Regions from separate parts of the Homo sapiens genome. Here region 2 is linked to region 1. The links are chromatin contacts, found by Hi-C in ENCODE. All regions are on one chromosome and are shown on one strand. Each heading gives the region's core, a stretch centred on a gene start or an enhancer-like site at or near the end of the contact. The rest is flanking DNA. Distances are from core to core; before and after follow the strand shown.

What was found. A loop is a pair of places that touch in the nucleus more often than their neighbours do. Pooled maps may share reads with other maps.
Region 2: a map with no recorded cell type shows a loop between it and region 1 (3-fold over the local background). The contact joins two enhancer-like sites. A Hi-C loop is called at or near these places in 19 of 37 single-sample maps with no recorded cell type and 6 of 50 pooled maps.

The regions. Positions count from the first base shown.
Region 1 is chr21:14,862,041-14,868,546 of GRCh38, reverse strand. All of the region lies in intron 1 of ASMER1 (adipocyte associated metabolic related lncRNA 1), which reads left to right. Among named protein-coding and RNA genes, the nearest start is that of ASMER1, 53 kb to the left of the region's middle. RefSeq lists an enhancer at 3,820-3,869. Within about 2 kb of position 3,730, at least 16 of the 41 ENCODE cell types and tissues checked have a DNase peak (open chromatin) inside an H3K27ac peak, as active enhancers do.
Region 2 is chr21:14,684,429-14,690,934 of GRCh38, reverse strand. No RefSeq gene overlaps it. Among named protein-coding and RNA genes, the nearest start is that of SAMSN1-AS1, 110 kb to the right of the region's middle. RefSeq lists enhancers at 4,034-4,133, 4,154-4,203 and a silencer at 6,412-6,506. Within about 2 kb of position 4,039, at least 7 of the 41 ENCODE cell types and tissues checked have a DNase peak (open chromatin) inside an H3K27ac peak, as active enhancers do.

The sequences.
Region 1 (6,506 bases), core at 2,481-4,980:
TTTTCTCATTTTAGTGTCACTACTGGTTAGTTTGTTTGTTATGTGTGACATCTTTTTTTTTCCTCTAAGAACCATGAAACTATGCAAAGAATAGAAAGATCACAATATGGTCTTGTGGATGTCACTGCTTGAAAAGCAAAAATGCTAGTGAATTAACCATGGTTAGCAGGGATTAAGAAGAGTAAACAGTCTGAAGCAGAATGAATGTGATTGCAAGTGTTTTCAAAGGCCTTTCCTCCCCCAACTTTTTTTTTTTGAGAAGGAGTCTGGGTTTTGTCACCCAGGCTGGAGTGCAATGGCGTGATCTCAGCTCACTGCAACCTCTGCCTCCCGGATTCAAGTGATTCTCCTGCCTCAGCCTCCCGAGTAGCTGGGATTACAGGCACTTGCCACCACGCCTGGCTAATTTTTTTGGATTTTTAGTAGAGACGGGGTTTCACCATGTTGGCCAGGTTGGTCTCGAACTCCTGATCTCAGGTAATCAGCTCACCTCAGCCTCCAAAAGTGCTCGGATTACAGGCATAACCACCGTGCCTGGCCAACATTTTATTTAAAAAAAATCAAAGCTACAGAAATTGCAAGCATAGTAAAATAAGCAGTCATATGCCCTTCGTGTAGCTCTATGCTGATAGGATAGCCACTATCCACATGTGGTTAGCAGCCGCTTGAAAAGTGCTAGTCCAAATTGAAATGTGATATTCTACGTTTCTTTCTAAAATATAACCAATTCCTAATGTTTTCTGAAAAGTGAACATTTTATATGCTTCTAAACCAAGCATATAAAAATTGAATAAATATAAACCACATAAAATGATTCAAAAAATATACATATATAAAACATATATATTTGCATATAAAGACTAGACTCAGAGATATGTATCTGTGTTTAAAAGTTTAAAAGTTTAAAAGCCAACAGTCAGTAACTTTGAGACTTTACGGTTATGGATCTGTGGGTGTAGTCCTTATATGCAAATATGTGCTTTGTATATGTATCCATATATAAATCTTTGGTGCAGGTCTGATTATTTTCTTGGGATAATTCCTAAGGAGTAAAATTACTAGGTCAAAAGGAATTAACAATTCTTAAATACTTGATTCACATTGCTAAATAACTCTCCAGTAAAATTGTATCAAACCAAAGTCTCACATGATATTTGAGAGGGACAAGTTCATTTGCCAACACTAGTCATTATGCTTAAAAAACATCTTTCTCAATTTGTAAAGAAAGCTGCATCTGGTTTTATTTTGCAAGTGAGTATCAACTGTTTTGTATTCTTTTTCATTTGCTTTTTTGAGCACACTTTGGTGTGCTGCAGGAAAACACAGGAGGTTGACCCATGGAGACTTAGAGAGGTTCAAGATGTAGATATGAACTGGAGCAGCCCTCACATATTTGTGGTAGTTGATACTACAGGATGGCTTGAGGTATTTCAAGGAATATCAGGCTGGGCATGCTGGTGCATGCCTGTATCTCCAACACTTTGGTAGGCTGAGGCAGGATGATCCCTTGAGGCCAGGAGTTAGAGACAAGCCTGGGCAACAAAGCGAGACCTTATCTGTATGAAAAAATAAAAATTAGCTGGGTGTGGTGATGCACGCCTGTAGTTCTAGCTTCTTGGGCACCTGAGGGAAAATGATCACTTGAGCCCAGGAGATGGAGAGGCTGCAGTGAACCTATAACTGTGCCACTGCACTCCAGCCTGGGCAACACAGAGTTAAATCCTGTTGGAAAAAAAAAAGGAAATAGGAGATGAGAGGCAGTAAAGAATCCTGTGATCCTATGAAATCTGTAGCCAGGCTTCTGGAAAAATATGGTGTATGGAACCCTGTGGACAAGAGCATTTAAAAAATTGTGGTAAGTGCAGAATAAAGCCTTGGTCAGTAGTAACTATCAGTTTCCTAGGGCTGCCATAATGAAGCACCATAAACTGCCTAAAATCAAAGAAATTGATCACATCACAGTTCTGGAGGCTAGAAGTCTGAAATCAAGGCATCACCAGGGCCACAGTCTCTCTTACGTTTCTGAGAGATTCTTCCTTGCCCCCTTCTTAACCTCTGGTGGTTTCCTGGCAATCTGCGATGCTCCTTGGCTTGCAACTTCCTAATTCCAATCTCTGCCTTCATTGTCACAGTGTGTCCTCTCTGTGTATATGTTTTCAGATGGCCATCTTCTTAGAAGGATGCCAGTAATATTGGATCAGGGGCTAACTCTGCTCCAGTATGACCTCATTTCATCACTAATTACATCTGCCACAACTCTGTGTCCAAATAAGGTCACATTCTGAGATACTGAAGGTTAGGATTTCAACTTGTCTTTTTTGAGAGGGACTCAATTCAACTCATTACAATATCAAATGTTATACAAAGTATGATGGACACAGGGAAAAGGTCATTATATTTTGCATTTAGGAAATGATTGGTGACTTTTGGAAGAGCTGAGATCAAGGTAAAAGCCAAGTTCACAGCAGTTGATTAGTGGTGTGAAGTGGACAGTTAGCTGTGAAAGGCAGAGGGAAATAACTGAGGGTGGCACAAGAGTGAGAATATAAGACTTTCTGAGAATCAATAGGTGGTCATCAGTACATAAGGAAAGGGTCTTGAGTCAGCAAGGATGCCAATCTAATAAAGCAATATTGGAGTAAATGCCCTTATCACGCAAAATGACATTTTAGTGAATAGACTGCATATATGATGATGGTTCCATAAGATTATAATACCATATTTTTACCGTATCTTTTCTATGTTGAGATGCATAAATACTTTCCATTGTGTTACAGTCATCTACATACAGTAACATGCTGTACAGGTATGTAGTTTAGAAGCAGTAGGCTATACCATCTAGGTTTGTGTAAGTACACCATGATATTGATGTTCACATGATGAAATTGCCTACTGATGCATTTATCAGAACATATTCCCATCGTTAAGCAATACATGATTGTAGTTATTAAAATCCTACTAAATCAGGATGTATTTCCTATTAATATAAACTTATAAGCAATTTTAATCAATATTAAACACTAATACAGATATAGGTTTATTAGAGTCAATATATATGTTAATATAAGATTTTTGATGCTTTGCACTGTTTCCCAAGGTTCATAATATTATACAATTACTAAAGCTAGCAAGGTTATCATAAGACAAAGGGCATTTACAGTTTATAATCTATTTGTTTTTCTTTCAGAATCTAGAAAATAATTTTATTTGATTTTTCTGTAATTAAGTAAAATGCTGTTTTATTAAAATTTAATTTCCCCCCAAAACTTTCTAAAATCTGCAGATCTCTGAAAAGTTAATAATTTATCTGCCAAGCATACCTCCTGTATTTAAGTATTTATGAGCATGTGATAAATGTGTACTCTAAAACACAAACAGAATGTGTTTTCTTACGTATTAATGAATATTTTGATTAATTAAGCAGATATTAGAATTGCACATCACTTCAGGGTTGTTTGATTCAGAATAGCATCTGGTTTCAGTGATAACATGAATCATGAAAACTACTTATAAATGTGCTCTTGTGTTCTTCTCATAATCTCCTATGGAAAGTAAACAGGAACTGTTAAAAATGTACCTAGCACTTCTCAGGGGCTCCTGTTCTGGCTTGGTCCAACTCTGGTCATGCAGGCATTTTTCCTTTTAAGGACAATTAAGTCCTATCTTTGCAGGCCATAGTGTTACTCATGTTCGGGGAGGCCACAGAGCCGGGAAGAGGAGCCCTGAGCCCTGAGCAGGTTCAATGTCGCCCCCGTCAGGAGCACCGCTGCAATGGAAAGCTTCAGTTACCATCAAAGGGATGCAGTCAGGCCAGAGAGAGAACTGCTATTTTCAAATACAAATGAACAAAACTACAAAAATGACAGAGAAGTCTTTGTTCTCTGTCTAAATGTGAGCCCCAAACAAATCCTCCCTGATTTAATGTGAAGTTTCTGGCCTGACCCCGACACTCTCCCTGATGTGCCTTCTACACGTCTATGAGGCAGCACTGTCTGTAACAGTGTGTGTCAGGTGCAGGGACTTTTCCAGCTGTCTCATGACTGTTAGGCAACATTGCCTTTTCCTGGGACTTTCAGCTGGGCTGGCTATGGTCTTTTTAGATTTAGCTTTGGGAAGCTGCCCCCTGCTGGGCTTCGGTTGGTGTGAATGGCCTGGACTTAGGAAGGGGCACTGCTGTAGTTGGCCCTGAATGGACCCTGGACTTTGGAGCCTCCTGGATGACACAGTTGCTTACCCTCGTGTTATCAATCTGAAAAACCTCATCAAGTGATACATTTCCAATCTCCTGACTGTCCTGTGACTTATTTGATGGTATTAAGCAAAGCTCAGGTCAGAAGGATTGTCATAAAATTGTTGACTGGACTCTTTCTCAGGAAAAGTTTAGCATGTCCTGGCAACTTTTAGGCTCATACCACTAACTCTGAGAGGTCAAGGGTTTTATGTAGAATGGTAACCTTCTTAAAATTGAGGTTTTAATAAACAGAGCTACGCATAGCAGACTCATCCCTGGTCTTACAGAGAGGATGTCAAATGGCTGAACCATGTGCTTTCTCAAAGTCAGTGACAGCAGAGATGAGGAAGGGGTTGATGATGTAAGAGAGAGCTGGGACAAAGGCCAAGTCAATACCAAATGAGTTGTCATTCTCCCTATGCTTTTCATACACACCCAAGCGTTTCACTCGGGAGATACCAGAGCAAAAGGAAGATAAATGCTACATGTAGTTCGTTCTGATATAACTGTCACTAGCACATGGTGCACACGCTCCATGAGAACACTTCTGTTTCATTAATCATGCTCTTTTGAAAATGTGACTAAATGTAAGTGATGTCAATTTCCAGTGCTGCTTTTGCTTTATAAGTAGGCTTTGAGGATTTAACCATATTTGGTAGATGCTAATATTTCTGTGTTGGCCATGAGAAAGATTATTATAGTACACAATGTAGTAAAATATTTGTCTTATGTAAAGAGAGAAATAATCATTTTTATTTACATTCCTGTGCAACTCGGGTCAGTCTGCCCTAAGGAGTTTTATTTTCTAAAGAATAAGCCTAGGAAATGATTTCATCATAGATTCAAGTAACAGCGTGAAACAAACACAGCCTCGGGATTTTTGCTATGTGTAGTCCCCTTAATTTTCTAGAATAAGACAAAAGACTGTTGTAAATAATTTTGAATAAAACTCGGATTTGTTATTTAATTTTAAAGACCTCCCAGAGTTTGAGATAATCAAAACAAACTTATTTTGTGCTCAGATTAAGAGCAAAATAACAAAACTAATCTACTAGTGATAGACTTTTAAATGCAAATTTAAAACAAGATACATATCTTTCAAAGGATGATTTTCTTCTTGTCATAAAAGACAAATTACTGAAATGCCTTTAGAGATTTATATTTGTATATTGCATTTATAACAATGATAAATCTCAGTTAACAATAAAAGGTTAAATTATGTCTTAAATGTAGGAAAATATAGGAAAGGTAAGGATATTTTTATTTTTATTTTTTTTAAGGAGCAAATAGGGCAGAAATTAGAGTGGCCAGCAGGGGGCTTCTTTTAGGTTTCTTTCCCTTTCCCATAAATTAAAACCTAACCTAAAAATATAGTTTACTCTTTAGTTTTATAAATAAGGAATAAAGAGACAAACAATGGCTGCTAAATTTTCATTGCTTCCACTAGTTTAAACAAGACACGTTTTACTTCTCTTTAGTTAATTCCTCTCTCCTGCTTACTTCCCTTCCTACCACTATTTTTTCTCAAGACCTGTAAAGTGATCCCTGCAGTCTGGATTGGCCAGTGCTGCCTCTGCCTCCATCCTCAACCAAAGTTCTATCTTTGCAAACCTTCCAGGGAGGATTTTAATGATGAACTCCCCACCAAATAGAAATGAAAAGTAAATTAAGAGCAAAGAAGCATATTCTATATTGATGATTTAAATGGTAGTTATAAAAATCTAGTTGCACTCTGAACCTCCTTTTGAGAGGGACTTTCTGAAATCATGGGCTTGAGTGTAGTAGTATAATAGGCAGTGAATGGCCATGTAACATGACATTTTAAAAGAGTGCTGTGTTTTCCCAAGAATTTGAGAGTTTGTGAAAGACCTCCAGAACTAGTAGGCAGATTCTGACTCATTTTGTAATATAGCTCCAAATTATCTTTCTATCCTTTCTTACATGCATAAGAAGTGAATGTAAGAACCATAATTTTTACTTCCTTTTTGTGCCCATTTTATAAAGGTAGGCTCAAAACCTTAATGATAGAGCAGAGCAATTCACCAGAGAGTGAATTAGAGGCAAAATTGTGATAGTCTGTGTTATCCAAGTGAAATCTCAAGAGAAATTGAAACTGACATCATGTAACTTTTTAAAATAAGAATTAGGTCCTGACAGAAAAAAAAAAGTGGTATATCTATAACAATTTTTGAAGTTCCAAGTAAATAAAAAGCCAGGAATTCCAAGTTCAATATGTAAGACAAAAAATTATGTTAGGATTTTGTTTTAACATTGA
Region 2 (6,506 bases), core at 2,790-5,289, 180 kb after region 1:
GCACAAATTCAAACTCAGGCCAGGTTGCTCAATGGGTCTTCAGAGAAATTACAAACACTGGAGTGAATCCCAGCCAAGGGGAGCTGTGTTAACAGACTTCTCCCAGCCACCTAACTTTGGCAATTGAGATCTTTGGCAAAGATGAAGCATTTCGTCTCTTCGAGGTAATGTTGAATTGGCTTCATCTATATGTTGCCACTAATAATTGTTATAGAAGACATTAAGATTAGAGAAACCAAAATAACCACCACAACAGACAACACAGTTTTTCCAAAGTATCAAGATCAAGCAAGGCTGGGGGCCAGATATCAGTGAGCAGAGAAGGATATGATGGAAATCTCTGTTCCCCTGCCAAAGGAGAGGAGTTAACTACACTGAGCCACCTAAGCCATCTGTATATGCAGAATGACCTTGGCAGAAGTGGAACACATTATTTGTTTCCATGGAAGAAGAGTTTTTTTGGAGGTTTTTTTTGTTTGTTTGTTTGTTTTTTCAATCAGGCGACATGGTCTGGTGCAGAGGTGTCCTCATTTTTACTGCCAAGACCTCCTGGGCATCTGATGAAATGTTGTGAACTTCTTTCACGTTTTTGATCTAACTTTGTCCTTTGTGGATGCCTTAAAATTAATGGATTAAAAACGTCAGCAGAACTCAACTCTTTTTTTTCCTTCTCCTCCTCCAATTATAAGTAGAAGGAATGATCCTCTGCAATCATCCTTTTGATTATGTCACTGTCTTTAAATAACTTGAAAAGAATTCTTAGTTTTAATTTGCATCAAAATAAAATGTTCTGACTCTCTTTCTTTGTTCATCCCGTACCTTGCTGTTCTTATTTTGTGTTGCACATCACTCTCACCTCCCGTCTGCAGCCAGGCATAAACTATGCCATCCTGCTTGCCTTATTATTTTCCTACTTTAAGATTTGCCACTGCCCTCACTTAAAACATCGCCCACACCCCTTTCCATGAAACCAGGCCGTTTATCTCTGTCCAAACTTTGTTTAATTTTTAGAACTTTATTGCCACTGTCCTATGTTATGTGCACATACCTGTTTCTGACACTTTTGTAATCTATATGCATTTATGTTGTCTTCACTACCAATCGTTTGTAAGTTTCTTAAAAACAGGGGCCCTATATACTTCTTCTTTGTCATTTTCTCAGTACAAGGCTTATCATTGTTAGTTGATTATTGGTTCCATTTACATATCAATGAATACCATGCGATATGGCTTGGCTGTGTCCCCACCCAAATCTCATCTTGGATTGTAGCTCCCATAATCCCCATGTGTTGTGGGAGGGACCTGGTGGGAGGTAATTGAATCATGGGGTGGGTTTTTCTCATGCTGCTCTTGTGGTAGTGAATAAGTCTCAGGAGATCAAATTTATAAAGGGCAGTTCCCCTGCACACCCTCTCTTGCCTGCTGCCATGTCAGATAAGCCTTTGTTCTTCCTTCGCCTTCTGCCATAATTGTGAGGCCTCCCCAGCCATGTGGAACTGTGAGTCCATTAAACCCCTTTCATTTATAAATTACCCAGTCTCAGGTATGACTTTACTAGCAACATGAGAACGGACTAATACACCATGCTACTTTGATTTTCACTCAAGCCTGGGCAGACTGTATTACTTTGTTCTCCGATTATTTTTTTCCATTTTCTATTTGTTCAGGTTTCTATAATATCTCAAGTCTTAAAATATTTCCCTTGAAATAGCAATAAGAGTGGTCTCTTTCAGCACACAGTGAATCTATTCAAGTGTGCCAGGTCACGCTTTGGAAAGTGTAGAGGGTGTAAGGAAAGTAGTAAATCCACAAATTCCTTTGCGTCCATCCACTCAACAGATACTTGACTCTGTACTTACATTCATGTTAGGTTCTTTCTTATTTAACTTGTCAGTGGCCAGTGTGTCTGTTACTTTGTTTATAGCATAGCCTTCTAGAGCTATCACTTTTCTATAGATTAATTTACACTTTCTAACTCCTACTATAGTTCTATGTACCCAGTCTCCCTCAATTACTTTTTGATGATAATTAAACCACCAAACGTATTTTCTTTAATATTTCCAAAGGAGGAAAATTGTAAATAATGACATTTTCCACATAAGCCAGAGACTTGAGTGTCAGCCATAATCTTGTCACTTGTTATGAGAGCCAAATCTACTAACAAAAAAGCCCCCAGAGGTGAGCACTGGAACCCCGTAGACCTTTGAATATGGAGAATTCGGGCCTAAATGTGTATCTGTGGGCATGTGAAACATCACTTGTTTTCAGAATGTCTCATACTGACTCCAGACAACCTTCTGGTGGAAACCTGTCCTCAAAGGCTAGTATCAGTCATATAATTGCTCCGCAGTCACCTTGCCTCTCATGATGTGAGCCCTACTCTGAGATCATTGTCCTAATTTATAGTATTTGAAAACAAGCAAAAGGATAGACTTGAAGATATATTGACTAAGTCTCTAGTCCAGGAGGTCAAAAATCTTCCATTGTGCTGAAAATGTCAAATTTAGCCCTTCAACATTTCTCTAAACAGCTCTCTGCAATTAAGCCTCACTAACAAAAATAACCAAATATTGAGAAAGAGTTGACAGAATTAAGTTTTGCATGAGGAGAATACTACTCTTACATTTCATTAGAATTCTGGCTAGAAAAAAACATGGTGCTGATGGGATCCCTGAGGCGTGTGAGTTAGAGAGCACCTATAACATAGCTTTGTGAGGCATGTGTAGGTGGGGGAAATTTTGGTTCAAATTCTAAAGGTGACAAATTGATATGAGCTTATTATTTATATTTCCAATTTGAGCATTATGTAAGACTGCCTCCCTCAGAATCAAGAGCACCTTGTTAAAAATGCCCCACAGGCCTGCTGGGCCATTCTCCTCTAGGGGTTGTATTGAGGGAATCCACCTTTTTTTAACAAGCTCTGCCAAGTGATTCTCATGTTCAGTAAAGTTTGAGGGCCGCTGATATACACTAAAATAGGAAATCAGAAATATTCACTGAATGCTGTGCACTGGGCTAGGTGCTGAAATACAAGAGTAAACAGACTCACTTCAAGAATTCCCAAAGGCAAATCATAACCCCATTCCTACAGTTATGCATTCCTACAGAGTGCACGCAAACTCTAAAGCTTGAGGACTGAGTTTTCAAGTAGGTTACTTTTAGTTTCTGTAAATGGAAATGCATTTTCTTATCAATTAAGCTAAAAAATAGTCAAATTTATTTAAGGCATTCATAAACTGTTCTCTTAGCTGATGAAAAAATTGTGCAAAGTTATTTGCTTAAGCCAGTCTGAGAAGTTCTGGCAGAACTGGTAGAGAAAGTTATATTTTGGGGCCCCATCTTCTTTCTTTGCCTGTTACATCTCCATGGTGTTTCATCAAGGAACCCCTGGACTCCTGGCCTTTCTTCTGCTTTCCTGTCATAACCACTCTAATGACATGAGTATAATGGAGAGAGCTAAGCTGATAGTCACAAGAAATGGGTTTGTGACTCACACTAAATATGTGGTGTGGCTTTCAGCAAATTCTTTAAACTCTTTCAGTTCCTTTATTTGCAAAAATAAAGGGTAAGGTTATAGGAGCCCTGATATTCTTCCTGGTCCTCTTTCCTCAGTTCTGGGTTGCAGGCAGGAATGATAACTATCCCCCTAGTATCATTGTTGGCTTCACCCAGGGGGAAGAGTGGATGTGTTTAAGGCTTATGCTGGGCATTCCATAACCGTTTCTTTATTCACTATGAAGAAACAATTTACTCAACACTTCACTTTACCTGCCCAAAGTGGAGCTATTTATTTATTTTGCAAGCACATACAGGGCCTTGTGATGCTCCAGGAACTGATCTAAGAGCTTTGCTTAGAGTTGACAGTAACTATTCATTTTTATAACAAGCCTGGGAGGAACTATTATTGTCCCCATTAGACAGATGGAAGAATGCAAAGCACACAGTCTGCTCATGGTCACGGACACCGGAAACCAGACAGTCTGGCTCCCATAGTCTGCGTTCTCAACCATTGTTCTGTGGTCTGTGCTGAAGGTCAGAGGACAGGGAATGGAGTGGAATGTGGGCAAGTCCACTACATTCTTTGCCAAGGACTCTGCATAAATTTGGTGTGGCAGAAGAGATCACAATAACTCTGAAAACATTTAAAATAATAAATGATAATGTACACGAATTCCAGCCATTGGGTACTGCTTTGGAAGACATATCAGTCTGGGGTCACACAAAAACCAGAGTGAGAACATTGAGAATGTGAAAATGAAAGTTGCAACACTTCTTAAACACCTTCTTTCGCACGTCTGTCTATAACCCTTCTCACAGGTTGCTTCTGCTCTAGTTCCAGCTCAGCTGAAATCCATCCTACCTGCAGCCTCAGATGCTAACTTTATCTTCTCTGTCTTAATTATTTAGATCCATATACGTTTACTTTTTGTAGTTTTAATAAAATCCCCTTTACAAGGTCTAAGAGATTACAAATGTAATGTGTGGTTGGGATAAATGTTGTTATAGAAATCATCACTAAGTCTCGTTTCTCATCTGGCGTCCCTCATTCCGGGGCCTGGAACCTTGATTGTGACAGTCAGGTTTTCTTTTAACTAAAGATTTTATAAGACCACAAACAACAAAATGGTTAATTAAGAATAATTATGTCACACCTGTAATCTCAGCACATTGGGAGGCTGAGGTGGGCAGATCACAAGGTCAGGAAATCGAGACCATCCTGGCCAACATGGTGAAACCCTATCTCTACTAAAAATACAAAAATTAGCTGAGTGTGGTGGTGCATGCCTGTAATCCCAGCTACTCAGGAGGCTGAGGCACAAGAATCGCTTGAACCCAGGAGGCGGAGGTTGCAGTGAGCCGAGATCACACCACTGCACTCTCAGCATGGTGACAGAGCGAGACCCCGTCTCAAAAAACAAAAAAACGAAGCATAATTATGGATTGGGAACAACTGTATCTGCAACTCAATATATAGTAAAATCCAGCATAATTATTTACTATAAATGGAATGATAGGTATTTCTAATATTAATTTCCAATTTTGCCTTGTGAGTAAATGGTTATACATAGCCAATTGGAACTAAGAAAAGAATTCTATTCAGGGTTGGTTTCAATTGCTAAATTTTTCTACTGCTAAAATTCTGCTGAATTTCTTAAGTAACATGTGATTGCACCCTGGGATGTCACTTCCTTATTTCAAGTTCCTTTTGCTATAAGCAGACAGTTAGTTCTCAGCTTTTGCTCAAGTAATTTGTCAGTGCATAATGTAACTAAAAACTTTCTATCATTTCGATTTTTAAAGGGGTTCACTCTCAGCAACACGCCTCTACCAAATGCCTGCTATTAATTAGTTATTGCCCTGGGGATGGTTTTCATGAGTGAAATATGGCCCTGAAGTTTTCTGTTTCCATCAAAAGTCTCTGTCTTCTTGCTCAGCTGACTTTATGCTCTTTGCCTCATCAAAGTTTGACTGAGCACTTACTAAGTGTTAGATACTGCTGGACTCTGAGATTACCAACAAGAATAAAATACAACTTCTTTTTTCTGGTAGCCCACTCTTCAAAGTGGGCCAGCTGCATACACACCTACAATATTATTTGAAAATTGTCATGATAGAGATATGCCCAGGTACCACAGCAAACTAAGATAAAGCTATCAACTGCATATTAGCATAGTGGAGGCTGAGAAACTTTCACAGAAAAAGTGACTTCTAATTTGATTTTGAAAAGGGAGTTGAAGTTGGACAATAAATGATGGTGAAGAGTCCAAAATACAAGGAGAAGCAACATGTGCAAAAACATGGAAAAGTTAGAAAGTTGGTGCAGTTAGAGGACCTTAAAAGGAGTATGATATGGCTGGGCATTAAGTGTTTGGGGCAGATGGTGACCCTGGAATGGCAGAGGTCTTTTGGGGTTAGATCATAGAAAGTCTTGCAGTTGACTGTACGCAGTGGCTCATGCCTGTAATCCCAGCACGTTTGGAGGCCAAGGTGGGCAGATCACAAGGTCAGGAGTTTGAGACCATTCTGGCCAACATGGTGAAACCCCGTCTCTACTAAAAATACAAAAATTAGCCGGGCGTGGTGGCGCACACCTGCAGTCCCAGCTACTCTGGGGGCTGAGGTAGGAGAATTGCTTGAACCCGGGCAGCCCGAGATCGTGCCACTGCACTCCAGCCTGGGCAACAAGATTGAAACTTTATCTCAAAAATAATTCTTGCAGTCTATGCTAAAGTCTTTGGCTTTGTTCTGAAGATATTCATCTTGAATGAATTCCAGGCCTGTTTTAGAATATGAAGGACGCAGTGCATTGTCAACCAAGAAAAATAAGCACTGATGCAGAAAAACCCAAATGTATATAGATTTTAGAAGGTATTTCAAGACTCAAACTCCAGATTAACATATGGTACTTTAGATGAAGAAAAAGCACTGACTTAGGTAGGGGAGTGGCATATCCACACCGGTCAGCAAGGGAATGAGTTTGTTGGTGCTAAAGTAAATGGCATGCAG